Linked DNA regions of Homo sapiens: regions 1, 2, 3, 4, 6 and 7 are each linked to region 5. A link is a loop called in an ENCODE intact Hi-C map of the cell type or tissue named here. Cell type or tissue: GM12878. All regions are shown on one strand.

What was found. A loop is a pair of places that touch in the nucleus more often than their neighbours do. Peaks named below come from ENCODE experiments on the same cell type or tissue, not always from the same donor. Only the 100,000 strongest peaks of a DNase experiment are listed, where the experiment ranks them.
Region 1: it touches region 5 in a loop (6-fold over the local background); 48 of 110 quality-filtered maps call a loop at or near these places.
Region 2: it touches region 5 in a loop (4-fold over the local background); 11 of 110 quality-filtered maps call a loop at or near these places.
Region 3: a loop joins it to region 5, with 7 times the contacts of the local background. A loop is called at or near these places in 9 of 110 quality-filtered maps.
Region 4: it touches region 5 in a loop (7-fold over the local background); 51 of 110 quality-filtered maps call a loop at or near these places.
Region 6: it touches region 5 in a loop (5-fold over the local background); 63 of 110 quality-filtered maps call a loop at or near these places.
Region 7: a loop joins it to region 5, with 7 times the contacts of the local background. A loop is called at or near these places in 3 of 110 quality-filtered maps.

The regions. Positions count from the first base shown.
Region 1 is chr11:121,464,307-121,468,306 of GRCh38, forward strand. All of the region lies in intron 1 of SORL1 (sortilin related receptor 1), which reads left to right. Among named protein-coding and RNA genes, the nearest start is that of SORL1-AS1, 13 kb to the left of the region's middle. RefSeq lists enhancers at 1,462-2,661, 2,225-2,294, 3,710-3,759. In GM12878, no CTCF peak of the experiment used is centred here; DNase peaks (open chromatin) are centred at 544 and 3,866; H3K4me3 peaks cover 3,820 bases; H3K27ac peaks cover 4,000 bases.
Region 2 is chr11:121,192,928-121,196,927 of GRCh38, forward strand. No RefSeq gene overlaps it. Among named protein-coding and RNA genes, the nearest start is that of TECTA, 94 kb to the left of the region's middle. In GM12878, a CTCF peak has its summit at 1,984 (motif pointing left); a DNase peak (open chromatin) is centred at 1,974.
Region 3 is chr11:121,537,526-121,541,525 of GRCh38, forward strand. All of the region lies in intron 12 of SORL1 (sortilin related receptor 1), which reads left to right. Among named protein-coding and RNA genes, the nearest start is that of SORL1-AS1, 87 kb to the left of the region's middle. In GM12878, no CTCF peak of the experiment used is centred here; DNase peaks (open chromatin) are centred at 706, 1,726 and 3,286; H3K4me3 peaks cover 865 bases; H3K27ac peaks cover 3,500 bases.
Region 4 is chr11:121,447,205-121,451,204 of GRCh38, forward strand. SORL1-AS1 (SORL1 antisense RNA 1) reads right to left here. Exons shown (of 3, transcript NR_183636.1): 2 at 2,492-2,695. Among named protein-coding and RNA genes, the nearest start is that of SORL1, 3.1 kb to the right of the region's middle. RefSeq lists an enhancer at 1,474-1,553. In GM12878, no CTCF peak of the experiment used is centred here; no DNase peak of the experiment used is centred here; H3K4me3 peaks cover 1,819 bases; H3K27ac peaks cover 4,000 bases.
Region 5 is chr11:121,589,263-121,593,262 of GRCh38, forward strand. SORL1 (sortilin related receptor 1) reads left to right here. Exons shown (of 48, transcript NM_003105.6): 29 at 1-128; 30 at 778-912; 31 at 1,739-1,894. Among named protein-coding and RNA genes, the nearest start is that of SORL1-AS1, 140 kb to the left of the region's middle. RefSeq lists an enhancer at 602-701. In GM12878, a CTCF peak has its summit at 2,347 (motif pointing left); DNase peaks (open chromatin) are centred at 999, 1,694, 2,319 and 3,736; H3K4me3 peaks cover 2,106 bases; H3K27ac peaks cover 3,932 bases.
Region 6 is chr11:121,234,500-121,238,499 of GRCh38, forward strand. LOC105369533 (a long non-coding RNA gene) reads left to right here and starts at 2,304. Exons shown (of 3, transcript XR_948108.3): 1 at 2,304-2,970. It also overlaps the pseudogene TRPC6P5. RefSeq lists enhancers at 1,649-2,188, 2,077-2,266, 2,189-2,728, 2,729-3,268. In GM12878, no CTCF peak of the experiment used is centred here; DNase peaks (open chromatin) are centred at 1,762, 2,932 and 3,732; H3K4me3 peaks cover 1,856 bases; H3K27ac peaks cover 2,812 bases.
Region 7 is chr11:121,365,917-121,369,916 of GRCh38, forward strand. No RefSeq gene overlaps it. Among named protein-coding and RNA genes, the nearest start is that of SC5D, 75 kb to the left of the region's middle. RefSeq lists enhancers at 1,540-1,639, 1,680-1,779. In GM12878, no CTCF peak of the experiment used is centred here; DNase peaks (open chromatin) are centred at 1,695 and 2,707; H3K4me3 peaks cover 1,367 bases; H3K27ac peaks cover 3,214 bases.

The sequences.
Region 1 (4,000 bases), 120 kb before region 5:
GATTTCGGTGGTTTTATTGGAAACTTCTCATCATTGGCTTAGACTTGCAACCCTAATTCCCCCAGAAGTGCTCTGTGTGAGCTAACAGGTAAGAAATGATTAAAGAGCCTACAGGGTGCCTGGCACCTAGCAGACCTCAGTGCCTACTTCATCCGCAAGTGAACGCATGAGTAATCAGTCCCTTCATCCAAGCCATTGACTTCCTCCCCTCTATTTATAACAACCCAGAACTTGAGGACTGGGTGGTAGCAGGTCCTTCCCCTCACTCTGAATAATAGGAGGTGAATCATTTCACCTCTCCGGGTTGCCAGGGCACGCAGGGGGCTGAGGGACAACACTTGTGGGGTGATATGGACTTGTTCGATGAAGATGCCGAGGCGAGTCAAGGTGTGGGTGGCATCCACTGTTGTGAGCTGGCGGTGGATGCTAGCCTTGGGCCTGCGGCTGTTTCTCCAGCTGGGGACAGGGAGGCCTGTGCGGATGCTGTGGCTCTGCAGATGCCGCTGACAGCACTTTGAAGGATTGGTTTGGCCAGAGACCCAGTCCACAGCCTGCCTCCTGTATGACTCATTCTAGCTGCATATTTTGGTAGCATGAGGGCTTGAGATGAGATAAAAGGAGCACTTCTTAAGAGTGGAAGCTCCTAGGTTCTTGATTAGCACTTGAGAAATATAATGTTCTCTGCAGGTCCTAGAGGCCTTAAAAAAATTTGAGTATATTTCACATTACATAAAATTAGCCATTTTAAAGTGAACAGTTCAGTGAACTTAATATCGCCGCAATGTTGTGCTACCATGATTTCCAAAACATTTCCATCGCTCTGAAATAAAACCCCTTACCCATTAAGCAGTGATTCCCTCCTCTCCAATCTCCCAGCCCCTCGTAACCACTAATCAGCTTTCTCTCCCTATGGATTTACCTATTCGGGACATTTCATATAAATGGTGTCATGCAATCATGCAATATGTGACCTTTTGTATCTGGCTTCTTTCACTTAGCATATTGTTTGTGAGGTTCAGCCACATTGTAGCATATATCATCAGTATATCCTAGAGTTTTAATGACCATCCCAAATCCCCAAAGACAAGCCCCCCCGCCAAAAATGGTACATCTTTCTAGCTACCGTCATTTAGTTCCAACTCCTGCCAGGAGGCAGGGGAATCAACTAGATTCATTGTTTCCCAAAGAAGCTGCATTAGAAATACCTGGGGTTGGGGTGTGTCTCCTTTTTTTTTTTTTGAGACGGAGTCTCGCTCTGTCGCCCAGGCTGGAGTGCAGTGGCATGATCTTGGCTTACTGCAACCTCTGCCTCCCAGATTCAAGCAATTCTCCTGCCTCAGCTTCCCGAGTAGCTGGGACTACAGGCACGTGCCACCGTGCCTGGCTAATTTTTTGTATTTTTAGTAGAGACGGTTTTTCACTGTGTTAGCCAGGTTGGTCTCCATCTCCTGACCTCGTGATCTGCCTGCCTTGGCCTCCCAAAGTGCTGGGATTACAGGCATGAACCACCACGCCCGGCTGGGTGTGTCTTTTAAAAAAGACTGATTCCTGGGCTCCAGGCAGAGGGCGACAGAGCCGGTAGGCGTGGAGTGGGGCCTCTTAGGTGATTCTGACCTTCAGTGGGGCATGGGACCCCCCTAGGCCAGGTGATCTTTGGGGGGTGGGGTGGGAGGAGTTATCTTGACTCTTAACGACCTGCCAATGAGCCAGATGCTGTTTGTTGTTTATGATGCAGTTTCTGTGTTCAGAGGTTTCTGTGGCATGTAATTTTTCTCTGTTTGCCTTCTGAGGGGAGGCACTCGGCCCCTCCCTGCTGCCTTAACAGCTCCAATTAATTGTGTCTCATTTATCAAGCTCCAGCTATGCCCTGTGAGCTAGACAGGGGAGAGGGAAGGTTGTTCACACCCCGGGGTTGTGGTTATAGCTGATTGCACGTCAAGGTTATGTTCCTGGGAAAACCACCCTCCCACCCACTCCCAGGCCAGTGTCTTCTGGGTGTGGGACCTGTGTGGGGGATTGGCGATGGAAAAAGGCTTGGGGAGGAGGAAAGGGGAGATCAGGGGGAGATCCTTGGGGATGGATGGAAAAGGAACCAAACAAACCGGAAGCCACTGATTAAGTAAAGGGATCTAGGGACCTGTGGGTTGTTCTTGATTGCTGGGGTCTGCCCTGGGCTGCTGGTGTCTTGGCCACATGCCATGGAGAGCTAGCAGGAAAAGCCTGCTTTGTTGACTTCTTTTCTTTCCCCTGGGGGTGAGGATGGGGGCAAGGTGGAGACAGAGGAGACAGGTGAGGCCAGAGGGTAGAATGCATGTCTTGATAATAAAATTTACTTCCTGTCAGCCTGCCTGCTGGCTCCCCTGTCCTGCGCGCATCCATTCCTGATTCCTGCAACTAGGTCTGCTGTGGGGGGATGGGCACCCGGGCTGCCTTGGGGATCAGCTGTGACTCACCAGGGAGTTATTCTTATGACCAGGATGTGCCTGACATCTCGCCAAGCAAAGGAGCTGAGCTGTTCCTGCGAGTGCCTGGTGGCCCTCGTACAAGTCATTTCTTGCCAGGGATTTTATCCCCCTACTGGGCTGCCCCTTTTCAGTCTGCTCTTATGAGTAAAAGGGACATCTAATAAAAAAAGCTTTCCTTAAAAAAAAGAAGAGAAAGAAACAAAGTAACAAACAAACAGGTGTTTTACCAGGCTTGCCTTCTAGAGGTTTTCTTTTTTTCTTTTTTTTTTTTTTTTTGAGGTGGAGTCTCGCTCTGTTGCCCAGGCTGGACTGCAGTGGTACAATCTTGGCTCACTGCAAGCTCCGCCTCCCGGGTTCACGCCATTCTCCTGCCTCAGCCTGCCGAGTAGCTGGGACTACAGGCACCCGCCACCACGCCCGGCTAATTTTTTGTATTTTTAGTAGAGACCGGGTTTCACCGTGTTAGCCAGGATGGGAGTTTTTCTTTGTAGAAAAGCCCTTGGATGTTTTGAGGCTTGCCCTTGGTGCTCTTCTCACCTTTCACCTGCCTTGGGATTGGTGAGGAGGTCTCCTGTCCTCTGAGTAGATCGATTTCAGCAAGTTATCTTCAGACCTTTTGCCCACTCTGATCACTGAAAGCTTTGCAACCTACTCAAAGCATTATCTGAGTGTTACCTGCCAGAGGGAGCATTTTGATGTCATCTTTGAGGATGCCCAAGTTGAATATTTGAGGACTTTTTATCCCAGATCCCAGGGGAACATGGGTGATTTTTTTTTTCTAGGTTCCTAGTCCTTTATTGTATTGACATTTGCATAGTTTTCTATCCCCACTCTGGTTCAAGAGTGCAGATGTTTTGGGAGGGGAGGAAACTTTTAGCTGGGATTCCCAGGGCACATGTGTTGTGAGTTTCTGATCTCCAGATGGATCCAGGGGATTGGGCTGGAGAGGAGGAAAAGGGAAGGCTTCAGCGACCGGAGGAGATTCCTTTAGCTGCTTTCTCTTTGTAGCATTCTGGATTAAATAATTTATTTACTTCTATTTCTTATTTGCACTTCTCTGTTAGTGCTTGCCTGGACTTCTCTATCTGGGAATGAGGAGAGACATTTTGGAAGGACACATATTCCTAGGTCCTTTTCTTTAAAGTAAGGTCGCCTTTCAAATGTTTTTCAAAAAGAGTTTGATCCTGGATCAAATTAAATGCAGGTATTTAAAACTCCAAGTAACGTCGTTAAGGATTAGCTGCTTTGTCCTTCTGCCAGCCAAATATGTGGCACAGGTGTTTCTCTTTTCCCTGATGACATCTGAGAGCACCTCAAGGAGTGGGTGGGGAAAGTTCGAGTGTGCTGGGGGGAGGAAGCGAGAGAAGGAGAAAGGAGCTGTGGGTTTTCTGCCGCAGAGCCTTGATGAGAAGACAGCTCGGAGGGCAGGTTGGCCCAGGCTTGAACTGTCATCAGTCTAGGCTTACTCGTGGGTGGGGTGGACTGTGCGGGCTGGAGTCCCAGAAGCTTGATTTCCTTCCACGTGTGCCTCAGAC
Region 2 (4,000 bases), 400 kb before region 5:
CTAATTTTTTATATTTTTAGTAGAGATGAGGTTTTACCATGTTGCCCAGGCTGGTCTCGAACTCCCGGGCTCAGGCAACCCACTCACCTTGGCCTCCTAAAGTGCTGGGATTATGGGCGTGAGCCAACACACCTGCCTTTTTAGATGAATTTTAACTGAAAACATACAAGGAGGAAATGGTGTATTACTTACTTGACAACACCTCTTTATTGATTCCCATATTAAAGTCATTAGAAATTCCTCGATTAAAAATTCTAGTTTTTTTTCTTAAAGCTTTTTACTTGAAATCCTTTTTGCCACACTTTCATTCTTGGCTTTTGGTTTTCTCACTTGGTTGGCATCCTTCACATGTCTACCATCAAGATAAACCTGGTTGTAATGCCACAACAGAAAACCCCAGGCCAGGTGTGGTGGCTTATACCTATAATTCCGGCACTTTGGGAGACCCAGGCAGACAGATCACCTGAGCCCAGGATATTGAGACTAGCCTGAGCAACATAGTGAGAGCCCATCTCCACAAAAAAAATACAAAAATTAGCCAGGGGTGGTGGCGCATGCCTGTAGTCTCAGCTACTTGGGAGGCTCAGTTGGGAGGATCGCTTGAGCCTGGGCGGTTGAGGCTGCAGTGAGCCATGATCATGGCACTGCAATCCAGCCTGGACAACAGAATGAGATTTTTGTCTCAAAAAAGGAGAACACCCCCACAATCTCAGTGACTTAACAAAGGTTTCTTTCTTACTCACACAAGTCGCCCCTGCTTTCATTGTCATCCTGGAATGGAAGTTGCTGGAGGCTTTATTATCCTTCAATGTTGTCAGCTCAATGTGTGGCTTCAAGATTCACCTTTGCAAGGGAAGACAGCCTGGAGAATCCCACCGTAGCTCTTCCGTGCTTCTGCCTGAAGTGACACATATCGCTTCTGTTCCCACTTCATTGGTCAATGACAGCCAGATGGCTGTAACTGACTTTTAGAGATGAGGAAGCACAAACATCCCGTGTGCCTGGAAGGCAGAAGAACTGGAAATCAGTGGTGATGGTGCTCACATTGCCTTTGAGTCCGTCACTTCTATCTGGATTAAAGAGAAATACTTCTACAGAACTGAAAACAAACGGGCCCTTTAGTTGACTTCCTGGAAGGCAGAAGAACTGAGAGATGATCCTGACTCTTCCACTAATTCTCTACTTGAAACACAAATTATTACATGCCTCAATACCTTAATTTTCCTCTAGGTAACATAAGAACATGAAGCTTCTTTTCATATGTTCTTATGTCACAAAGTGGCACTAGACACTTGAACTGGGGAACCCCACCCACTCTCCTACCCCCTCGAACCCAATCCCTTCTCTTTTTACAAAGAGAAGCCATATGATAGTATATGTTAAGATAACTTCAGAGCATTGCCTTTTCCTGCTGCTCTAAAAGATTTACTTGCGGGGTGAAGGGGTGAGAAAGTGCATGCTTAGCAAAGGTTGAAAACGAAGTTAATTGGGAATCTTATTGACTTGGTATTTGTTTGATATCAAAAGAAACATCTTGGGGTCTGACATTTGTGACCACTGGGAATTCTGTAATTAGTTTCTCAACCAGTAGTAGGTATGTATTCTACTCAAAATTCTAACGACAAAACTTGAGAGCGCTAATTGTTTAACATTGTCTAATATTCTAGCTATTTTTAGAACCATTTGACATTTAGTGGGAGCTTGAAATCTAATAAAATTTCTTTCAACCAGAGGAATTAAGTAATTATCAAAAGACAATCATGAAGGGCTAGGGTAATAAAAAATTACTTCTTTACTAATTCTGAATTAATTTACCATCCACCCTGTTTTGAACTTCCCAGCCTTTCTCCTAAAACTCAGGGGATCTCTACAGCTTGTACTTCATTGCAATTTGGGCCTGTTTAGAAGACCATGATGATATTTTGCAGTGCCCCATACGCTGACATCTGCAGCACAGTCCAGTGAAAAAGGAAATGAAACAGCGCCCTCTAGTGTCTGCTGTTTATTTTTGCATGAAGCTCAAATGTGTATTGAACCACACCAATCGAATTATGATTCCGGTCCCCCGCCCCACTACCACCCTGAAACCTTAGACGCAGGACATTATGAGAATATAGCTTTAGAAAACACATCAAATGCCAAGGACGTTTTCTGGAGAACAGTATGGGATTTATTTTTATGCATACCGTACGCATTACTCCAGGAAATACCAGCACTTGGCATCCCATGCAAATTTTGCCCTTAATATCCGTTTCTCTAATGTGTTGACAAAAATAGCTGTCAAGAAAAATTAAGTACCTCTTTAAGATGTTGAGAAATAAACAATCTGATCAAGAAAAACCCATGCAATATTTAGTGGTCTTTTCCCCCCAGCAGAATGTGAAATACTTTCACATGCACCTACAGCACAACGGCAATAACTCTGTTCTGACTAATGGAAGGCTCTGTTTGTGATGGTTTAATTATGTTTGCTGAAATACGACTCTCATATAAGACAACATCTCCATGGCAGAGGGACAGATCTCTGTGTCTATAGATAGAAATAAAATACAAAAGACTCATCATTCCATGAAGAACTCAGCAATCAAATTCTATTTGCTAAGGAAACAAATGGAGGAAGAATGTTCACTGTACATTTCGTTGTGTGTTTCTGTTTGCATCTAGCCTCTAGGTTAGCTGTTGTTTTGTTCAGTAGCATAAGATACTGATGGTGAAATAATTTTGAAATTAAGATAGTCTCCTATTGGACGAAATAACAATCCCTTACACAAATGTAGCATCTTTCATAACAAATGCTTTGCCACTGTATTTAATATTGTTCAGTCCTAGATCATGCTGCATTCTGACAGAGAAATTAGAGGAAAAGTACTAAGTTGAAGTTATATATATCCAAAAGTACTAACTAAAGAAGAACATAAACCTACTCATATATGTATGCTTTTATGTGTAGGTTTATTTAATAATTTTTAACTTCTAATGAGACATATTAGAATGATAGTGACCTTTTGAGCCTTTTAAGAACAAACAAACTTAGAATTCTTTATTTTCTCCCCCTAACTTTTGAATTCCTTTGTGGAATACTTTAGGGTACAAAAATCCACCGATATTGCCCTATTTTAATTGGGCAAAAATACATTATTTTACTGAAAAAGATAACATTTAATTACTTTAAGGCTTGAAAACCTTTGCGTTGGATCAACCTAGTATTAGTGGAATTATTTAAATTTCAAGACTGTAGGCACATAGAAATTTGTTACTGAGTTAATTATATGTTAACCAAAGGCAGAAAAAACAAGGTTCCTAGTATTTCCCTTTTATCTGCCAAAAACATTCTTAATTTAACAGGCCATCCTGGTCCTTAAATGTGGTTTATATAACTAGGTGGGTCATTCAAATCAAGAAGTTACAAGTGTGTATTTATTCACACTTTCCATGAGTCTCTACGTTGATGACTGCAAAATGCTGTTAAGGAATATCTGCAGCCGTGCAGGGGACGGAGTCTGCTCTCCTGAAAAGTCACGATCAGAAAGCAATTTGGCAAACTAATTCGACAAGGGGAAAATGACTTAACATATAATGCAGAAGCATCTAGGTGTCATATCAGAATATTCAAAGCATAAAATGAGAAAAAGGGCTGTGGATAGCACATAACCCAATTTTTTCCCCCTAAAAAAGCCCCATATTTGAAATGCTTACTTTGAATCTCCAAGAGAGAAGAAGAGTGGAAGTATTCTGAATATTAATTTAAGATTAGCAGGAATGTAGTGAGTCTAGAGATACTTGGCCACTATGGATTTTATTCATGTCTCCTGTTGTTAGCCTGTTCTATTTGTATTCTCAACCTGGTCATGTTGATACAAAATTACTTTCATTAGTTAATTTTAAGTAGAACCCCAAAACTAAGTTGACATTTGTATCTTGTTTAGACAAATTTCCCTGAAAACACAGGCTGCCTAAATCACAGGAAAACATGTCTCCATCATACAAAGTTAAATGCTTC
Region 3 (4,000 bases), 52 kb before region 5:
GGTTGAATTGAAGCCTCTGTTGTGGGTCCAAGGGGCGATGTCCAGCAGGAATCTGGACATATTACAATATCTGGTGCAGCCTTCCGCCACCCTTTGCAAGAATTTTCTCCGTGCCATCTGTGATAGACAATCTTTTGTTCTATACTTGAACATTTCTATTAATGGGGAATTTGCCATATCAAAAGGTGCTTCCATTTTACTTTGGGACAGTTTGCTGTTCATTTGTTCACTAATTCATTTGTGAATTAAAGTTCTCTGGTAAGGGAGAGCCCAGATTCTCCTCCCTCCAGCTTCTATTCGTGGACTTTGTTCTGCTCCCTGGAGATGCACAGTAGATACTTCCTTTTGCATGAAAGCCTTTCAAGTATTTAAGGACCCTGTCATGTTCTCCTGAGTGTCTGCCATTTCATGATGAATATCCTCGGTTCCTTTCCTCATATTCTATAGATCCTCAATCTCTATCTTCTAGGTTCTCCCTTAGGTCTGCCTCACGATGTCAGTGCCTTAAAATGTGGTACCTGGATCTGGCCCCAATAGCCTGAAACATGCAGAAGATGTTGAGATTTTGTCTTCATGATTCTGAACACTCTGTATCTATTAATAAAAACCTCTGACAGTGTTTCCATTTTTAACAGCCATCTCAAACTGGTGGCTCCTATTTTTTTTTTTTTGAGAGGAGGTATCATTTGCATACCACAGGATGCTCAGATATTGACTACACCATTTAATCAGTTCTGAAGGGTGCATGTCAAGATGTAGAGTATTTCCATCAGTCCAGAAAATACTCACGTGCCCCTTTCCAGTCAGTGCTCTCCACCCCCAAACCCCTGCCCCAATTACAGGCAACCACTGGTATGTTTATCACTGTAGCTGCCTATTCCAGAATTTCATGTTTGTATGTTTTGTATTTGGCTTCTTTTACTCAGCATAATGATTTTGAGATTTATCAATCTTTTAACTGGTATCAGTAGGCTGAGTTCACTTTAACTAAAATACCTGAGATCCTTCTTTCTTATGGATCTTATTATACAATCAATCAATCAACAGGACGGATGTTCCCCGTCCTGTATTTGAGCAAACAGGTTTTTGAAACTACATGTGGAGCTTTATTTTTATTTTTGCTTATTTTTTTTTGGTTTGAATTGTATTTTTGGCATTTATTTATTTTTTTGAGACAGAGTCTCACTCTGTCGCTTAGGCTGGAGCACAGTGGTGCCATCTTGGCTCACTGCAACCTCCGCCTCCCAGGTTCAAGCGATTCTCCTGCCTCAGCCTCCCGAGTAGCTGGGATTACAGGCATGCACCACCACGCCCAGCTAATTTTTATATTTTTAGTAGAGGCGGGGTTTCACCTTGTTGGTCAGGCTGGTCTCGATTTCTTGACCTTGTGACCCGCCCGCCTCAGCCTCCCAAAGTGCTGGGATTACAGGCGTGAGCCTCTGTGCCTGGCCCCGGCATTTATTATATTATTTATACAATTAGCCTTTTACCCTTTGCAAATTTGGCAGATTCGCCTTCCAGATCCCTATCCAGATCATTGACAGATGTGTTGAGCTCTGTGAGAACTAGAAGTCTTATCTTGGGTTGAGATCAAACCATACGTCAGCACTCTTGGGATGTGCTTATTTTACCATCAGTGAATTTTATCTGACTGCGTGGTCCACAAAGATCTTCATGAAAAAAAGAATGTTCTGTGTCATTGTCCTGTTTTTCAAATCAAGAATTACCACGAGGAAAGGAAATGGAGTTAGTCTGTTGTGACTTGTGTGTGAAACCATTTGGGTTCTTAGCCTTGACCTCCTTTTCGTCTGAGTGCTCTCAAATAAACTGTTTCATAATCCATTCTTGAAACCACCTTTTCTTCATTAAGGAAATAAAAGTATTTTCCCTATTCTAGTTTTTGAGATCTTTGTTCTTCATAATTCTCCTAGAGATTATTGAAAAGGATGCTATAATCATCCTATCTTTAAGTCTTTCAGTTCCTTAGAATTTATTTTGTACTGATTTTCCTTTAACTTAAATGGTTTTTCTTGTCCAATTTGAAGATTATTTTCCTTGATAAAGATAAAAGCAAAATAGAATTTTTTTTCTATTTTTTTTAGACCCAGCTTTACTACTATGTTGTTATTCAAAGATTTTTTTCTTTTTTTTTACTAACGAAGTCTTTATTTCTTTTGTTTTCAGCTTTCCAATCAGCCAGAAAACATAAAGTATTTTCAATTCAAAGTTCTAGTAAAGATAGGAAGAACTGGGTGATGGTTTTCATAAATGAATGAATGAATGAACGAATGGATGAATGTGTATCAAGTGCTCTGTTTTTTTAAATTGATACATATGATTATGTCTGCTATTATTTATTCTATTGGCCATCAGAGCAATGATCCTATTCCTTTCTAATTCTTTATAGAACTTGCCAGATAACCAATCCACTGACCCACCAGTCTGCCAATTATTTTGGTAATTTGAAACATAAACCTTGATTCATTTTGAACTTATCTTGCTACTATTCCAACAGACTACTGGCTATGAGAATTACAGCTGGAATTAGCTAGCAGTAACTGAATTTGTTGCTCTTGGTTATATGACCTTTTTTCCCATCTTGAATATGTTCTTTAGAAACCTGAACTCATCAGGAACTTTTCTGGGTAGCTGCCTGCTAGAGTCCTAAGTTGGGTATCTACCACACTTCTTCCTTTTAGAGTATCTGTGGTTATATTATGTTTTATTATTATATTATCTGACCTTCCCATCTTCTTGAGAGTTTTTGGCCCTGGGATTATGTCTATATTTTTATCTGAACAGTTTGATTTCTTCATTCCTAAAGGCTAGTGCCCTATATCCTCTTTCATAACTTAAGAATGCAAAGATGGGCCAGACGCGGTGGCTCACGCCTGTAATCCCAGCACTCTGGGAGGCTGAGGTGGGTGGATCATTTGATGTCAGGAGTTTGAGACCAGCCTGGCCAACAAGGTGAAATCCTATCTCTACTAAAAATACAAAAAAAAAAAAAAGAATGCAAAGATGACTTTGTTTCTTCACAAGGTTCTTGTCACTTACTTTTACCAATACAAGTTCTCCTTTGGGGGTCAGAATTCAGTCCAAAATGCGTGTTCTCTTAACTGTTGCTGTTGATAAGACAAGAGCCTTTTCCCCAAAATTCTGAAGAGCACCATTTTCTAAATGAGCAGTGTATTTTCAGATACAAGCTATGCTTGGTCATGTACCTGCTTGTTATTTCATTAATGAGTTATTGTCAGAGTCCTCTGGGAACTCTCAAGAAATGGGGTGATTCATTTCCTGAGGTTATGTTGGGTTCGAGGAGCTCTTAAAGAGAATTAACTTGGCAACGTACACATAGATAGACTTTAGCATTACCACTGAGTGGGCAGATGGCTGCCATCATGTCTGGATAATAGGTTGACTCTGTTGGTTCAGTTTGCTTTAAAAGTAATATAAACCTTTAGCTTCACACTGGTTACAAGAAGGAGACTGAATGAGTTAATTTATCCAAATATCTGTTTCAAAATTTTCTTAAACCAAAAGCATATCTGCCAGGTGAGATTTCTCCCCTTGTGAGAGATTTGTAGGGGGAGATTACTTAGTCTCCCATTGACATTTATTATTCTGCCTTGTAACCCTACCAGTTGGTTTAACCCCTAGCCTTTTTGTAGCAGTATCTTTTTTTTTTTTTTTTAAGGCAGGGTCTCGCTCTGTCATCCAGGTGGGACTGCAGTGGTGCAGTCATGGCACACTGCAGCCTCACACTCTTGGACTCAAGCAATCCTCACACCTCAGCCTCCAGAGAAGTAGCTGGGACCACAGGGGGCACCACCACACGTGACTAATTTTTTAAAAAAATTTTCTGTAGAGATGTGGTTCTCATTATGTTTCTCAGGCTGGTCTCAAACTCCTGGCCTCAAAAGATCCTTCTGCCTTGGCCTCCCAAAGTGCTGGGATTACAGGCATGTGCCACCACGCCTAGCCAAATCGATTTTAATAA
Region 4 (4,000 bases), 140 kb before region 5:
TTTGTGAGAAAGGTCTAAATGCTTTCTTGATCTAGAAGTTCAGGAAGTTGAGTTACGCAGGGATGAAGGCCAGACAAGGGTAAACAGTGGAACCAAAACTTGAGGGCTTTTTTTTTTTTTTTTTTTGAGACAGGGTCTCTCTCTGTCACCCAGGCTGGAGTGCAGTGGTGCGATCTCAGCTCACTGCAGCCCTGACCTCCTGGGCTCAAGCGATCCTCCCCACTCAGCCTCCTAAGTAGCTGGGACTACTGGCATGTGCTACCATGCCTGGCTCATTTTTGTATTTTTTGTAGAGGTGGGGTTTCGACACATTGCCCAGGCTGGTCTTGAACTCCTGGGTTCAAACGATCCTCCCGCCTTGGCCTCTGTAAGTGCTGGGATTAAGGGCATAAGTCACTGTGCCTGTCTGAGGGACCTTCTAAAACTTGCGCTCTCTCACAGGTTTTGAAACACATTGGAAACCAAATCCCTCGCTAAATTCATCTCCTAGAAAAGTATAGAAAACAGGACTGGACTTGTGAGCTTTGTAACTGTAACATTACTGCTAACTTGTCCCAATCAGGGCGTGAGGGTCAAGCAGATACAGCATCTCACCTAGGCTAGGTACCTAGGAAGGGAGACAGTGCTGGTTAAGGCAGGGCTGAGTTGTGAAGGAGGTGAGGCCTACAGCCACTCCCTTTCCTTCTTTCTGCCCTAATTCCCGCTGTTCCACTATACCCAGGACTTGAAATACCAGCTCTTCTCTTCCTAAGAGAGGTATCAGATGTGGCAGAAAAAGGGAGCCTGGGTTCAAATTTATCCCTTACTAACAGTAAGTTAGCAAGCCTGTTTAACTTTAGGCAAAGCAAATAGTCTTCCTTTCTGAATTTCAATGCTTAAGGTCTGTAAAATGGGGGTGACAATAATTCTCGCTTTGGCCCACTTCAAAGGGTTGCTGTGCGATGGAATGAGATAGATAATGCTGTTATAATGTTATGCAAATGTAAATCACTGCTATGCAAAATAACTTACTGCTATTTCCAGAAACTCCTCTTTGGATTTAATTTAATCAAGAGTGAGAATATAAGTTACTTATTCTATGCTCTGGGTGCATTTGTATTTTAAACCTCATCAATTATCTTGGACGCTTTCCTAACTGAAGTAGATTTTGGCAACAGCAGGAGAAGGAGTTATTTCTTTGGGGGCAGGCGGGTATTTCTATTTTGCCTGAGCTGGTGAGGTCAATGGTAGTTATTTGGCCAAAGTAACATGGAAGAGGGAACAATGTTTACCATCCTAAGGGCAGGGAAGTCCCTTTTCTGCTTTAATGACTCTGGTCTGGTTGCGTGACTCAGAGAGGCCTGCTTTGGGGGAGAAAACGAGGTGGGAAGCAGATGGTGGTAAGAAAAGATCTGAGATTCAACTACATTGGCCCCTTAACCAACCATTGCCACCAGGACAAAGGTGGTGTCACTTCTCACCTTCATTTAAATGCATGCATCCTATAAATATCATTGAGTGCCACCATGTGCCAAGAGTATGCTGGGCACTGGGCGTCTAGACTTGAATGAGATAGACTGGTTTTGTCATTCTGCTGCTTGTAGATTAAGAGGAAGATGGAGATTAAGCAAGTGACCAGAGAGGAAGTATCAAAGGCTACAGGGGACTAGAGCCTTAGAGTGAGGGCTGTAACCTAGCCTAGGTGCCTAAGGAGGCTGCTCTGAAACCTGAAGGCTGAATAGAAGTTGGCCAGCCAGGAGGTGAGCATGTGAGAAGGCCACAGGAAGAGAAAGAACAGAAAGAAGTCAAATTAGGCTTTGGGGAGTTTTTTCCTCTTCGTGGCTGTCCTTGCTGCTATTTTAAACATGACTCCACCTGGATAAAAATGTAGGACACTGTGACCTCTGTGTGTTTGTCCTCTACCTCCATCTCCAGTGGCCTAAGATGGGCAGTAGGACAGAGGAGGGCAGTTTAAAGTCTGACAACAGGCTTAAGACTGTTTTATACACAGCTGTGAGTCTATCATTACATTTCCGTGCATGTTGATTTTCGTCATGATGCTGGGCAGCATCCGAGCAAGGCCATGCAAGATGGGACAGAGGGGGATATGGTACTGTCTTCCATCCTGCACCCCAACTTTGATGTTACTTCAGAGGGATAGAGGAAGTGGTAGCTTGTTTACAACCCAGAGCTGGTTTTGAAGCTGAGAGGAACACCTCACTCATATTGCACGATTCAGCTCTAACTCCTGTCCTGGGTGACCTTGCCTGTGGCTGCTCCTATCTCACAACCCAGTGGGGGTCCTGAAGGTTTGGGAGTGGTCAGGGCTGAAAGGTGTCTTTTCATTTAACTTATGAAGAAATCGTAAGAGACAAGATGATCAAGACAAAAAATTACATAATAATTTGGTTGCAAAGCCAGGACTAGAATCTATGTTTCTAATGCCACCTGCATGCACTATTTCTCTCTGGAGGCCTTCACACAAATTTGCACAGCTATTTTATATACTTACCTCATCTGATACTCTCAGCAGTCCTGTGAGATTGGTAGGGATTAAGATCTCTATTTTACAGATGAGAAAACTGAAGCTCTGAGGAGGTTTGGCCAAGTCCCCACAGCTAGAAAGTCAACCTTCTGACTCAGAATTCAGCGTGTCTTCCACTGCGTTCTGTAGTTGTGCAGCAGGCACAGTCTTGGGGGGTTGCTGATTATCTACCTGAGAATGGTTTGGAATGTAGATAATGATTAGATAGGAGGGCTTGCAAGGAGTTAATTAACCATGTTTGAATATTCTTACCAATTCTCTAGCATTCAAGTTGCAAATCAACATCAAAATGAGCAAGTAGCTGGCCCTGCCCTACTAGTCCTTCTGTGCAAGGGGCCATCTGAACCTTAAGCCAGCAGTTTGTGTGGGCAAACAGATGCCCATCTTCAAATCCACACTTAGGAGACTCCTGTCTCTGTTTTCTGCTGGGACTCTGACACTTGCTCTTGCAGAGAAGGTTCTCATTAAATATATGTTGGAAAAACCCCAATAATTGAATCATCTACAGGATGTTCTCACTTTAGCCATATTCCCTTCATTTTCCTTTGAGGGCTAAATGGGAGTAGAGATATCTTTGCTGCTGGTCCTGAGAGACCATGGGGTTGTCCATTCCTGGTAAGGTGATGCTGACCAGACAGAGCTGATCTAGATGAGGGGTGGGAGGTGACAGTGGTTCAGTGGCTTTCTTGGAGGATGCATGATTGTTTGAATTATTATTTTTAATTGACATATATAAGTATATAATAAATATATATGTTATATATATGAGTTAGAGCTGAATTGCACAATATGAGCAAGGCGTTCCTCTCAGCTTCAAAACCAGCTCTGGGTTGTAAACAAGCTACCACTTCCTCAATCCCTCTGAAATAACATCAAAGTTGGGGTGCAGGATGAAGGCACCCCAATAATACCACACTGGGGAAAGTGTGGTATTTTGATACCTGTATACAATGTATAATGAACAAAGCAGGGTGGTTAACATAGAGAATGCATGATTTGCTTGGTGGGGAGAACTGGATGGTTCTGTAATTATGTTGAGATGGACAGAAAGACATCATCTGACTTGGGGAGAAAATCGGGTGTGGGAGGAGGTGGGAGAGTGCAGAACCTGAGGCAGAGGTCCCCAGCAAGTCTGGCATGGGGTAGGGTAGGGTGGTTGAATACTGGCTTCAGGGAGATGAGGCAAGCTGGCCTGACTCTGGCAGGTTGTCAGTGGTAGTCCTAGGTAGAGGAGGGGGCTTTGCTAAGCTACCTGAAAAGTACTAGAGTGGGCCGGGGTAGGAATCGGGCTACCGTGGCTTGTCGGAGATGAGGAATGTTTTTAGAAAATTGAACTGACCATCCCTTCCTTCCCCTGAACAGCAGCTTGTATGCAACTATAAAGGTAGTCTCCCTTTCAGCCCTGCTTGCTGTGTCTTTATTCTTATCAAAAACCAGGATCTGAGTTCAGAGGGCAGTGAAACATAAAATGAAATA
Region 5 (4,000 bases):
AGATCCTGAGTTCCACAAGGTATGTGATGAGTTCGGTTTCCAGTGTCAGAATGGAGTGTGCATCAGTTTGATTTGGAAGTGCGACGGGATGGATGATTGCGGCGATTATTCTGATGAAGCCAACTGCGGTAAGATGTCCAGTCTGCCTCCTCACATCCTAATCCTCTAGTTAACAGTGATGCCTGCAGTTACAGGGACACTCACCGGCAACCCCACTGCAGACTTGGCCTTCCCGTAACTCAGCAGCAGTTGCTGCCAGTTCCTGAATACTCATACGAGTTGAGTCTTGAAGGGGGCAGCTGGCACCCAGCAGGTGCTAGGGAAAAGTTTATTTGATCTCCTTTCCTTTCTGTGGTTGGGAAGACCACATTATGTATAAGGAAGGTGGTAGATAAGGAATTATGGTAAATATTATGGAGTGACCTCCCCCTAAAAGTGACAGGCCACAATGTAATAGTTATTGTCATGATTGGATTACCATCAATAGTTGTTTTATTCCTTTGGTAAAATGTCAGAATTAAAATTCAGGTGATTGTTCTCAGGATATTGTAGTATAGATCAGAGGAACATGGGTTAGGGGCTGGGAAGATGGGGTTTTGTTTAGTTTGTAGGTGTATTTTTTGTTCCCCATTGGGTCCATGAAGCTGCCTTATCTCTTTATGGGTGGGAAGTGTGGGTTGCCCTGGAACTTGGGTCTGGAGGAGGATGCCTAGAGTTGGAGCCCTGTGTTCACACTGATGCAGGGAAAGCAACTGATGATGTGGTTGATCTCTGCAGAAAACCCCACAGAAGCCCCAAACTGCTCCCGCTACTTCCAGTTTCGGTGTGAGAATGGCCACTGCATCCCCAACAGATGGAAATGTGACAGGGAGAACGACTGTGGGGACTGGTCTGATGAGAAGGATTGTGGAGGTAAGAGGCCCCTGGGGCCTGGGTTAGCCCCATAACCAAGACACACCAGAATAGTTCCACCAGCTATGCAGGATGTGCCTGGCTGATTCCGTGTTTTGGGGGGCATATTTTTGTGAGAGGAGTGACTCAAATTTTTTCTGTTCCTCTTTCTCATTTTGAAATAAGTGTGGTTGGTTTCTCCTATTTTCAGGCTATTTATTCCGTATTTGCAGGGCAGAGTGAGAAGTCTAGAGCCTTCCTACTCAAAGTATGGTTTGCAACCAGTAGCATCTGCATCTCCTTGGAACTTGTTAGAAATGTAGAATCTCTGACCTCACCCCAGACCTACAGAGTCAGAATCTGCATGCTAATAAGCCCCCAGGTCCTGTGTGCTCCACAATGCATTTGAGGAGCACTCATGTGGAATGCAGACTTGCCCCTTTCCTTTCTGGCATTCTCATCTCTGAACCAGGTCGTGGAGTAGTTGCGGTTGAATTAACTAGAACACAATGCTTTGCCTCAGTAGGAATTCTCTTAGCCACCCTGTGCCTCCTCAGCCACCTGTTTCTTTCACCAGCCCCTGCAAAAGCAAACTTATCTGAATATTAACCGAAATCAAATATAGTAAGGGAAATCTACTCCCCAAAAGGGAAAAGAATATTGCCTCTTCTGACAACCCATTATACATGATTTCTAGATTAGCCGCTGCTCAGAGCTGTGCCAGTCACTGGCCTCCCTCAGCAGGTACAGCTAAAACTGGGACATCCGCACTAGGTTTGGGACATATTTGGTCTAAGATCAAGCTGCTTCTAATGTTTTGGGTTTCCGTGCTTGGTGTTTTTCTCAGATTCACATATTCTTCCCTTCTCGACTCCTGGGCCCTCCACGTGTCTGCCCAATTACTACCGCTGCAGCAGTGGGACCTGCGTGATGGACACCTGGGTGTGCGACGGGTACCGAGATTGTGCAGATGGCTCTGACGAGGAAGCCTGCCCCTTGCTTGGTGAGTTCTGGCCCAGGTCCTCTCCTGTGGTACCTGCTATTGTGGAGAGGACCTTCTGGGGGTGTGCTCTGGGCACAATCCAACCGGGCCCCATGCCCTGCTGTCTGGGACTCTGCTGTGTGGCCAGGTTGCCTGTTACTAATGGTGTACCTCCAGGGAAGGCTGATTTCTAGCATTTTTTCCTGGATCATAGATGCATAGGAAATTGGAATGGGAGCATCTCATCCTCTATAACTGGCCTCTGACCTTCCTGCAAGATGCCAGCCACCCTGATTTCCACCCAGGCTATGGTTATGCCACCTTTGCTGCCTTCTTAGTGGGAAAGTACAAATTGGAATTAATGTGGAACTTTTTGTGTGTGTATTAAACTCTGGGGAGAGAGCCCAATTCAGCTTGCTAGTTGGCCGGCCTGTCCAACTAAAAGAAGGGTAAGCACTGCCATCTAGTGGCTAAACTCAAAGAGGCAGCTGAAGGTCTGTAGTCACCATATTGTTGGAGGTGGGGTAGAACTTGAAATCCCATTTCGTGTGTGCTCCTAACAGCAGGCGGAACAGAGGTGAGGATCCTGTGTTCTTTCCTAAGCAGGAGTCTACTTCAAACTCAGTTATAATAGGAGAACAAATAATTTTTTGCATGCTTTGCATGATCTTTTCCCTTCTTCTGTGAGCATGTTCTTTCCATTGCTTCCTTGTTTAAAAACATCAAAATCCCAAACTTTAGTGAACCTAAAGCATGTAGGGATCTCCTGGGTTCCACCCAGAAATTCTGATTCTATGTTTTTTATAAAACATTATAAAAATGATGTTTTTACTAGGGTGGTCTTTTTGCCATATTGAGTTTCCTCTTGTTCTCCTGTCTAGAAGATCAATTTTTGACAATTTCTATTTTCCAGGCCCTCTGTGAGCTGATTCCTCCTTGCCTCCCTGGATTCCTTACATCAGCCAAGCTAGATTCCTGATCTTCTTCAGATAGACTTGCTTCTTTCCTGCCTGTGCACCTGCAGCAAGGTTTTGCCCTCAGCAGGAACTCCTGTACCCTCAACCTTGTCTTCCTACTTTCCTTATCACTGAAACCCACCATCCATCAGTGCAAACAGAAGCATGGATTTTATAGCAAAAGAGACCTTGATATATTCATATCATCAGAACTTCTCAAAATGTGATGCAAAGACCACCCTAATGGAATCGCCTGGGGTGTTTATAAAAAAATGTAGAATCAGAATTTCTGGGTGGAGCCCAGGAGATCCCCATATGATTCTTAGGTTCACAAAAGTTTGGGATTTCTGCTTTGAACAAGTAGGGTATTATTCTCCTTTCAAGCTCCACCTCTGTGGCGCTTTCACTGATTCCTTTAAATGATTTCCATCTCTTTTCCAGTCTCATTAAACTTACCCATTGACCTTTTGATTCTTAACTATGATCTGCCATATATTGCTTCCTAATTATTTCATGCGTGTTGATCTTTGCTTCCATAGCCATTGTGTGGACTTCCTGTTTGGGAATCATGCTGTCTACTACTTTGAGTCCTGCTCTGTGTCTCCTACAATAATAGGCAAATAGTCAGTATCCCCTAAAATGCTTCTCAAATTAAAATGAATTGTAAAAGAGAAAACAAAACTTTGTGTCTGTCCTTTCTCCTCAAGGCCTACATATTTATTGAATAACTTGATTATCCTCTTCAAGTTGTTTTTGCTTATTGAAACTCTGACCAGGACATTAATAGACTCTAGCAAATTCTGACTAATCCAGTGATCAGATCTCTGTTTATATATCCTGTTCAGCTTTTGTACTTTCTTTTTTGTGCGCAGTGCTGGGACAAATTTAAACTCATTGTTATCTGTAGCTCGTGGATCTTCTTTGTTTAGTGTAGAAGTCTTCTAACTGGCTTATTAACCTCATATTTCTCCCCCTTTCAGTTTTTCTTCTGATAAGGCCCATACTGATGAATGCTCATGTCCTCCCCAGTATTGGAGCCCTCTGATGCCTCCCTTATTGTCCAGGGCATGATTTGCCTTGGCCTGGCATTCTCCCCCTTTTTATTTTTTATCACCTGTCTCCATGTACCTTGTGTTTCTGCAGAGTGGTTCTGAGATATAGGGAAAGCCCC
Region 6 (4,000 bases), 350 kb before region 5:
TGGGTCACACAAACCCGCCTCCCCCTTTTGGTTCCTAAATAAGATGGCTACAAGATGTAAAGCTACTTGCCTCCCCCCATTTGCCCTCAAGGAAATTCCTAGTGAGCTGCAAGATCTTTTAATGTATTTCTGTTAAAATTTCACCATGGCAATGTAAAATGATAGCTTATATTTATAGGTGGAGTCACCCCCAGCCCACCAGACACATATGCATATCTGATGTTCCCCTGCCCCATTTTGTCTATATTATCTTATGTAAAATGCAGATTCCCTGCAGTTTTCCTCTGCCTCATTTGTCTATGTCATCTTATGTAAAAAAATGTAGATTCACTGAGCCAGACAAAGGCATGAATGACTATTTTTCCCTACCTTCCTCTTACATGGAAATTGTGTACTTCTCAATATTCCGCTCTTTCCCCTTTAAATTTGGAGCCCTTAAAATCAACTTCAGAGAAAGGCATAGTCCTGTCTCCCGGGCGCACACGCTTATATCTTTGGCAAATAAACCTCCTAAAATGATTGAGACTTATCTTGTCATTTTTCTCAATTGACAGGTGTTTCTTAAAACTGTTCAATGCACAACCTGCAAACTGTATGTGGTGGCCTGGCTCGGAACGGAGATTGCAATCCATGCTGAAGCTGCAGTGAGTTCACTGAGTCAGGGGAGTGGCAGCTGATCTGAAATCTTAGTGGTAGCTGGAATCTACAGGTAGGGCTCCACAGACTCCGACTGTGATCACAAACATCATCAGATTCTTGTGAAAACTGATTGATTTGGATGCCAGAAAAGAGTTGCCTAATATCACAAACAGAGAAATCAGAGTTCTATTTCCTAGAGTAGGGATGGATATCCTGAGGACTTCAAAATTGCAGAGGTAGCTGCAGTTTTTGTCACAGTGCCATGGGAAAGGACAAAGCTATCTCCAGAGCCAGGAAGGCTCACCACAAACAGGCTTTTGTAAAATACAAGAACTGGGCATGGAGGTAGTAGGTGCAATTTTGGAAATGCAAAGTATTGGTAGTTAGGAAATGAATATAAATAGATACACACTGCACACACACACACACACACACACACACACACATATTTTTTCTTTTTCCATTTATTCTACTTATGAGCTAGAACTGTGGGACCAGTGCCTTTAAAGTGTTGTCTGAAGTAGCAGGATGATGAGAGGTGAATAAAGATTCTTTTGTGTAGTGAGAGTTAAGCAGGACTACAGTAATTAAAAAGAAAATTGGGGAGGGGGTTGTTAGTGAGGAATACACGGCAGATGTAACTGTTTCTCATGGAGCCCTTGAGGAGATATTGTTAGGAAATGCCAACAACTGTGGGATGGAATGAAAACCACCTTGGGGACATACATATCCAGGAACATGGTGGACTAGATAGCCAAAACATTCCTTCCAGTGCAAACATCTGGAAATACAAGATAAAATGTGATAATCATATTGATAAAAGTATAAATGACCTCATAGAAGGTCAAAGAAATTCTCATCATTCAAAACTAAAAGGGAGCTGGAAATCAGAATAGAAAGCTGACAATAAAACCTTCACTGCCTCCCATGCATTTAGCAATGTTGGTAACCTAAAAGTGGTTATTTTAATGGCTACTGGGAGACAGAAGATGAACTTGCCAGAGCAAGGGAGGATCCTTGGAGAGCAATACCCATGATGACAATGGACCAACTAAAAAAACTCACATCAGAGCAAAGGAAACCAGAAGTAAATTTTTCTGGTTTGGGCTGGGTTATTAGTAGAAAAAGAAAGTCGCCTTTGAGAATTTGTAACCACAGGTCTATACAAAATGACTCTGAAGTTTGGATTTTTGTGAACATAATTCATGGTTAAGAGACATGTAGGTGGCTCTCACCAGTAGTCCCAGCTACCCAGGAGGCTAAGGTGGGAGAATCACTTGAGCCCAGGAGTTTGAGACTGCAATGAGCCATGATCATATCACTACCCTCCAGCCTGGGGAACAGAGTGAGTGAGATCTTGTCTCTAATAAAAGAGAAAGTGTTAAGGAAAAAAGCTGAGCGTTGGGAAGAAAGCTGAGGTGGGGCTTGCGTGACTGACATAATGTCCTCTGGAATGTGTCTAGACTTGCTGGCTCCTTGCTTCTAGCCCTCCTAGGCTCCTAGATCCATTGTATTTCCGTTATCTCAAGTAGCAGAACATGTTCCATATAAATGCTAAACTGTCACAGCTGTAGATCATGTGCCTGCCCTTTTGACCTCCACATTCTCACCACCTGTTTCTTTGTTGGATTACAAATAAATAGCGGGGGCTCCCAGGGCTCAGGGCCTTCACGATCGTGATGGCCCGCTGGTCCCACTTCTCTGTCTCAAACTGGCTTTTTCTCAATCCTTTGACTCCGCCGGGCTTTGTCACCCCCATGACCTGGTGTTGGGTCTGATCACCCCAACGTTCCTGGCTGCTCAATGTGGGGTGACAAAGACCCCGGTGAAGGAACGCTAGAGCGTGTGAAAGCAGAGGACGCATCATCAGAGGACACCTGAGGATGTCTAAAAGAAGCTCAGCAGGAAAGCTGAGTGCTGGGAAGAACCAGGGTAGCAATGGGACAAAGTGAAAGCAGACATTCTGCTTATTTAAATTTCTTAAGGCGTTTATTATGAAGAGGGGGGAGTGAAAGTTAGTGCTCAGAATTTATCACTCTTCAGTGCAGTAAAGCAGTTTTGCCCATGGTTCCCGGAACAAGGGACTATGGAGTTGGATGAATGGGAGAGAATTGGCAGAGATTTTTAAAAAAACATATAAAGGTGGAGCAAATATTCCAGTCTCGGTTTGGTCAATGTGGGCACTAATAAAAGCAGCTCTTGAGCCATTTCAAACAGATCATGAGGCAGATTCAGATGAGGAAGAGGAGGGCGAGTGTAAAAAACTAACTTCAGATTCTGAATGTGAGGAACAGAAACCGGAGGAAATCAAAGAAAGGGAAACCGAAAAAGGTATGTTTTACTAGCCCCTCAGCTCCACCTGCTGAATTAAGTGAATGGCCACCTCCTCTCTCTCCCCTTAGTGGGCGAGAAAATGAATTAGCTACAAAACTTACCGCTCCTGTAGTTGCAACATTAAAACCTGGAGCAATTGGTAGTACTAAGACCCAGTGGAATCTGAGGCTTGTTTATTTAGAGAGCACCTCAATAAACTGAGGCATATCCGGCACAGCCAGTGCCCTTACAAACGGCAACAATTGTCTCCCACCGCGGCGGGCAGTGCTGCCGTGGACCTTTGCAGCACAGTTCTCATTTCCCTGCTTCCTGGGAGCCACTGGAGAGGGTCCCCACGGGAGTTGGGGGACCCTTGCCCTCAGGAACCGTCGGTCTATTACTTGAAAGATCTAGAGGTGGCACTGTGCATACGGAAATGATTGGTTCTGATTATACCAGAGAAATTCAATTAGTTATTAGTTCCTCAACTCTGTGGTCTGCTTCCCCAGGAAAAAGAATTGCTCAGTTGTTGACATAAAGCTGGGAAGCAGCACAGTGAGAAGAACAGGAGGCTTTGGTAGTACTAATCCAACAGGAAAGGCTGTATTTTGGGTTAATCAAGTGTCTGACAAAAGACCTATTTGTACAGTAGACCTGCTGTTGGATGCTTACAGACTGACACACAGGCCTGGTTGGCAGTAGTCTCCGGAAAAAATAAATCATGCGCTGCTTTGCGTAGGGCAAGTCAAGTCATCTTGAAGCTTCAGTTTCATGTTTAACCTGCCTCTGCTGGAGAAAAACAGATTTAATAAGCACACAGGCATGATATGGGCTGAATGTGTTCATTGTGGTGTTTGTGGCCTTTATGATGGGAATGTTCAACCTCTACTACTACATTGGTGCAAAACAAAGTGAAGCCTTCACAACAGAGTTTTAAGACACTGCTCTAGGCTATATTTGGACTTTCTGAAGTGAAATCAGTGGTCATCAACTATAACCACAAATTCATTGAAAACATTGGTTATGTTATTTATGGAGCCTATAATGT
Region 7 (4,000 bases), 220 kb before region 5:
GTACTTCCTCTGCTTATCTGCCATAAGGCCTCTTCTTTCATGTTGCCAAAAGCTCCCTCTTCTCAGTCCCTGACCAGGTCTGCTGTACCCACATCACCCCCTGTCCCCAAATCACCTCCTGCCCTTCTCTCTCTTCAGAATTCTGAACACTTGCTGAATTTGATCTTAAGTGCTAGAACTGTAGGGTTTCACATCAAGTGCATTTTAAAGAGACCACTTGTTAATTGAAACAAATGCCCGTTTAGTGGAATTGCAGGGCTGATGATCTCTGGCAGTAAAATAATATACAGTGCGCCAACAAGGTCGGGCAGAGGAGTGTTCATGACCCTTTTAATTGCACTGAGCAGACTGCACCATGCTTCTCAACCCTGCCCATGCTGCTAAATCATCCTGAGAACTCTTAAGAAAATACAGATTCCTTGGGTCCACCCCAGACTTTCTTACTCAGAATCTCTAGGGATGATGAGGAGGACAAAGACCCAGGTGACAACTTCACTTGCTTTAAAGGTTAAGCGGACGCAGGCTGCACAGCCTGGGATGAGAGCTGCTCTCCTTCCCTACCAAGTGCTGGGGTTGTACCCAGCAACTGGGTACCTCAACTTTGAGAGAATCCTGTCAGTACAAGCCTGGCGTCGTGGAGAACACCTTTCCCTCCTAGCTCGTCCTAGATCTCCAATGCCGCTGCCCTGGTGACGAGGAAACACCTTCTCCACTCCTACCCTCATCAGCACAGACTCCATTGCAGCTTCTGCCCCAACAAAACACATACAGGCAAGTCTTACTGAATGCATTATATATTTAAATAAGTGTTAGCGTCCATTATTTTACTGAATCATCGCAATTAAATGAGGTAATTACTATTATTATCCTCATTTTACAGATAAGAGAGTGAAGCCCAAATTAATTAATATACCTAAAGGCACATAGCTAGTAAGTGGTAGGATGTGAACCTAGGGTGGTTCAAATCCAGATTCCTAATTCTTAACCCCAGTGCTTGGTTGCCTTTACATTCTTAGCCACGCGGCCTCCACAAATTACTGCGTCTTCTTTGTACCAGAGGCAACTGTTATGTTGTGTTTTGGAATTCTCCACATTCTGCCCTCTGAGGGCTGGAGACGGATCAGCAGCTTGTAATCCATCAACAGCTTGGAGACTCTTTCTCTAGCAATAAAATCATAGCTCCCACTCCCTGCAGGAAGCCTTCAAGACACAGCTCTCGGGTTCTGTCTTCCCTGGCTCTTGAAACAAAGCCGTTGAAGTGGCTTCCTCCAGGCTCACAGCCAGGCAGTGGTCCACTTGCTTTCTTAATAGGATGGCTGGGGCCCTAATCCTCCAACACATCAATCAAATGGCAGTCAACTGGAACAGTTCATATAAGTAGACACTTTGTACTGTCCTTCCCTTGGTCTAGCCAAATTTGAACTCCTAAAAAGCTCTGAAAGAGGATGGTGCATATCAACTGTACTCAGAATGGTGCTTCTCAACCCTGGAAGCATTTTCAAGTTAACTGAGAAGCTTTTTCGAAAATATCAATGCCTGGGTCCTACTACCCAAGCCTTGAGACTTAATTAGACTGGAATGGAGCCAAGTACCCAGTGATTCTGAAAGCCCAGCTTTAGGACATTGCTGCGGGTCAGCTGCTACGAATATCTTCTAAACTTTGCAAGATGGTTTTCTGTCCCCCTTGGGAAATTTAAGTGGCCTTTTGCCAATGAGAAGGAGGTAACTGTTCATTTTAAAAGAAGCTACTTTCACTTTCCCTTCCACATGTGAGACAGAGAACCCCTGTGGACTGGTGTCTCATGAGAACAGAAACACTCCAGCTGAAACCAGAATGGTCTGCCTTGGTCGTCATGGCTGAAAGACCTGTACTGAGGGCGTGAAGCAGAACCCCCTTTATTAGCCAGAAGAATGAGTATAGAAATGGTAGGCTCTGGGGGCTGGATTCTGGTAATTGGTCCTATTGGATGGACTATCTTCGGACATTCCAGAAACAGAGCTGTCCCCAAAATCTTTAGAAAAAAAAAATGTTGTCACTCTCCCCTGTAATTCATTCCTTGGTCTCACAATACTTGGAATCCAACAATTTTTTTTTTCCCACACTTAATCCAAATGCATCCTGTTGCAATTAAACTTCAGTTGTCTTGCTTGTCCTTGTTTAAAACAAAGGACAGCTGTTCTCACTTGCACAAAGCTCTTGAGGACTGAGCAGAGGATGGTGATAGAGGTAAATACAGCATTGTCTGACCTTGGTTTTGAGTAAACGCTCAGGTAAAATTTTTCTCTCCCTCCAGTATCCTGAGGAGCTAAACAAAAGGGCATCTGAGTTGAAGGTCCTAGATTTAATTCCTGGAATGAATAATGGAGACTTGGGGTTATTTGTTACTGTTGTTCATCTCCAGTTTCTTCATTTATAAAGTTGAATAAAATTGTATTAAGGAAAAGCCACATCTAATGAAAAAATCATCCTCATTTGCATTCATTTTCACTGCTCCTCCATCCACCTCCCACCACCAATAGCTGCACCTGAATTTCCTGAACCAAAAGGAAGGAAAGATGAAGCCAGTGTGTGAGCTGACTGTTTTCTGTAACCTACAGAAACTAGAACAATGTGAGCAGCACAAGGCTGTTGCATTGAAGGTCTGGGAATTTTTTCCAAGAGACAAGTTTGGATTGTTTGTGGGTTGATGAACTGAACAGAGGTAGTTATCTGAGAATCTTAGGGGACTTACCTCAAGTGTCATGTTTCTGTTGGTTTGTGACTGTGCAGTCTGTGTTAACTGCTTTGCCGTCGTTCCCAGGACTTGGAAGGAAAAAAAAAATCCAACCTGCTTGGTGGCTAATCATTTGAAGAGAAGTCTGCAGTCTGTTAGGCAGAATGTCTCACTTCTTTCCCCCTCTGCCCTATTGCCATGCTATTGAGCTGTGTGTCTCTTTCCAGTTTTCCCCGTTGGGCTAGCTCTGTTTTCAATGTTGTCTTCGGCAAATTACCAAAATAGAATTTATGATTCATTGACCCAAATTATGTTCCCACTGACAATATCTGCAGAAATTCTGTTCAACAATAGCTTGCTGACTTTACAGAAAACACACATCACTCCCTGGAGTTCACCCGCCCCAAGAAGACCAACAAAAAAGCAAATTAAATCTTATCTCCTCGGAAGTCCTTGATGAAGAACATCCTGGTCTTGGCAATTCACTGCATATTTTCAAAAAGCGTTCAGAAAGCAAGATTGTTAGGGTTTTCTGTGAATTGCAGTTTAATCCCGAGGCATATATGAGAGACCACTCTGTATGAACAGCAACCTTTTATTTTCCCCTAAACCACAATGCTGACATTAAGATCCTAGACTTACTCTGTGTTCTGAGCACCTTAAGGCATCACAGGCATTTATCTCAGTGGGTAATTATCAATCGAGGCAAATGACGAGACAAGCGTCAATCATTTTGGGAAGTTTATTTGCCAAAGTTAAGGACTCACACTCTGGAGACAGGTCTATGCCTTTTCTCTGAAGATAATTCTGAGGGCTTCAAATTTAAAGGAGAAAGGGCAGGATATTGAGAAATACACAATTTTCATGTAGGAGGGGGGTGGGGGAAAATAGTCATTCATGCCTTTGTCTTGCTCAGTGAATCTGCATTTTTACATAAAATAACATAGATAATAAGGCAGAGGAAACGATCAGATCTGCCTTTGTGTCAGGTGGGCAGAAAGGATGACTTTGAGTTCCGTCCTATGTGGCCCTGCACCTGTGAAGATAAGCCATCGATTTGCATTGTCCTGGTGAATTTTAACAGAAATGCTTTGGGGTGAAGATCTTGGAGGCCACAAGGAATTTCCCTGTGGGCAAAGTATGAAGGAGGTGTGTAGCTTTTCATCTTGTAGTCATCTTATTTGGGAACCAAAATGGGAGGCAGGTTTTCATGGCCCAGTTCTCAGCTTGATTTTTCCCTTTGGCTTAGTGAGTTTGAGGTCACAAGATTTCTTTTCCTTTCACAT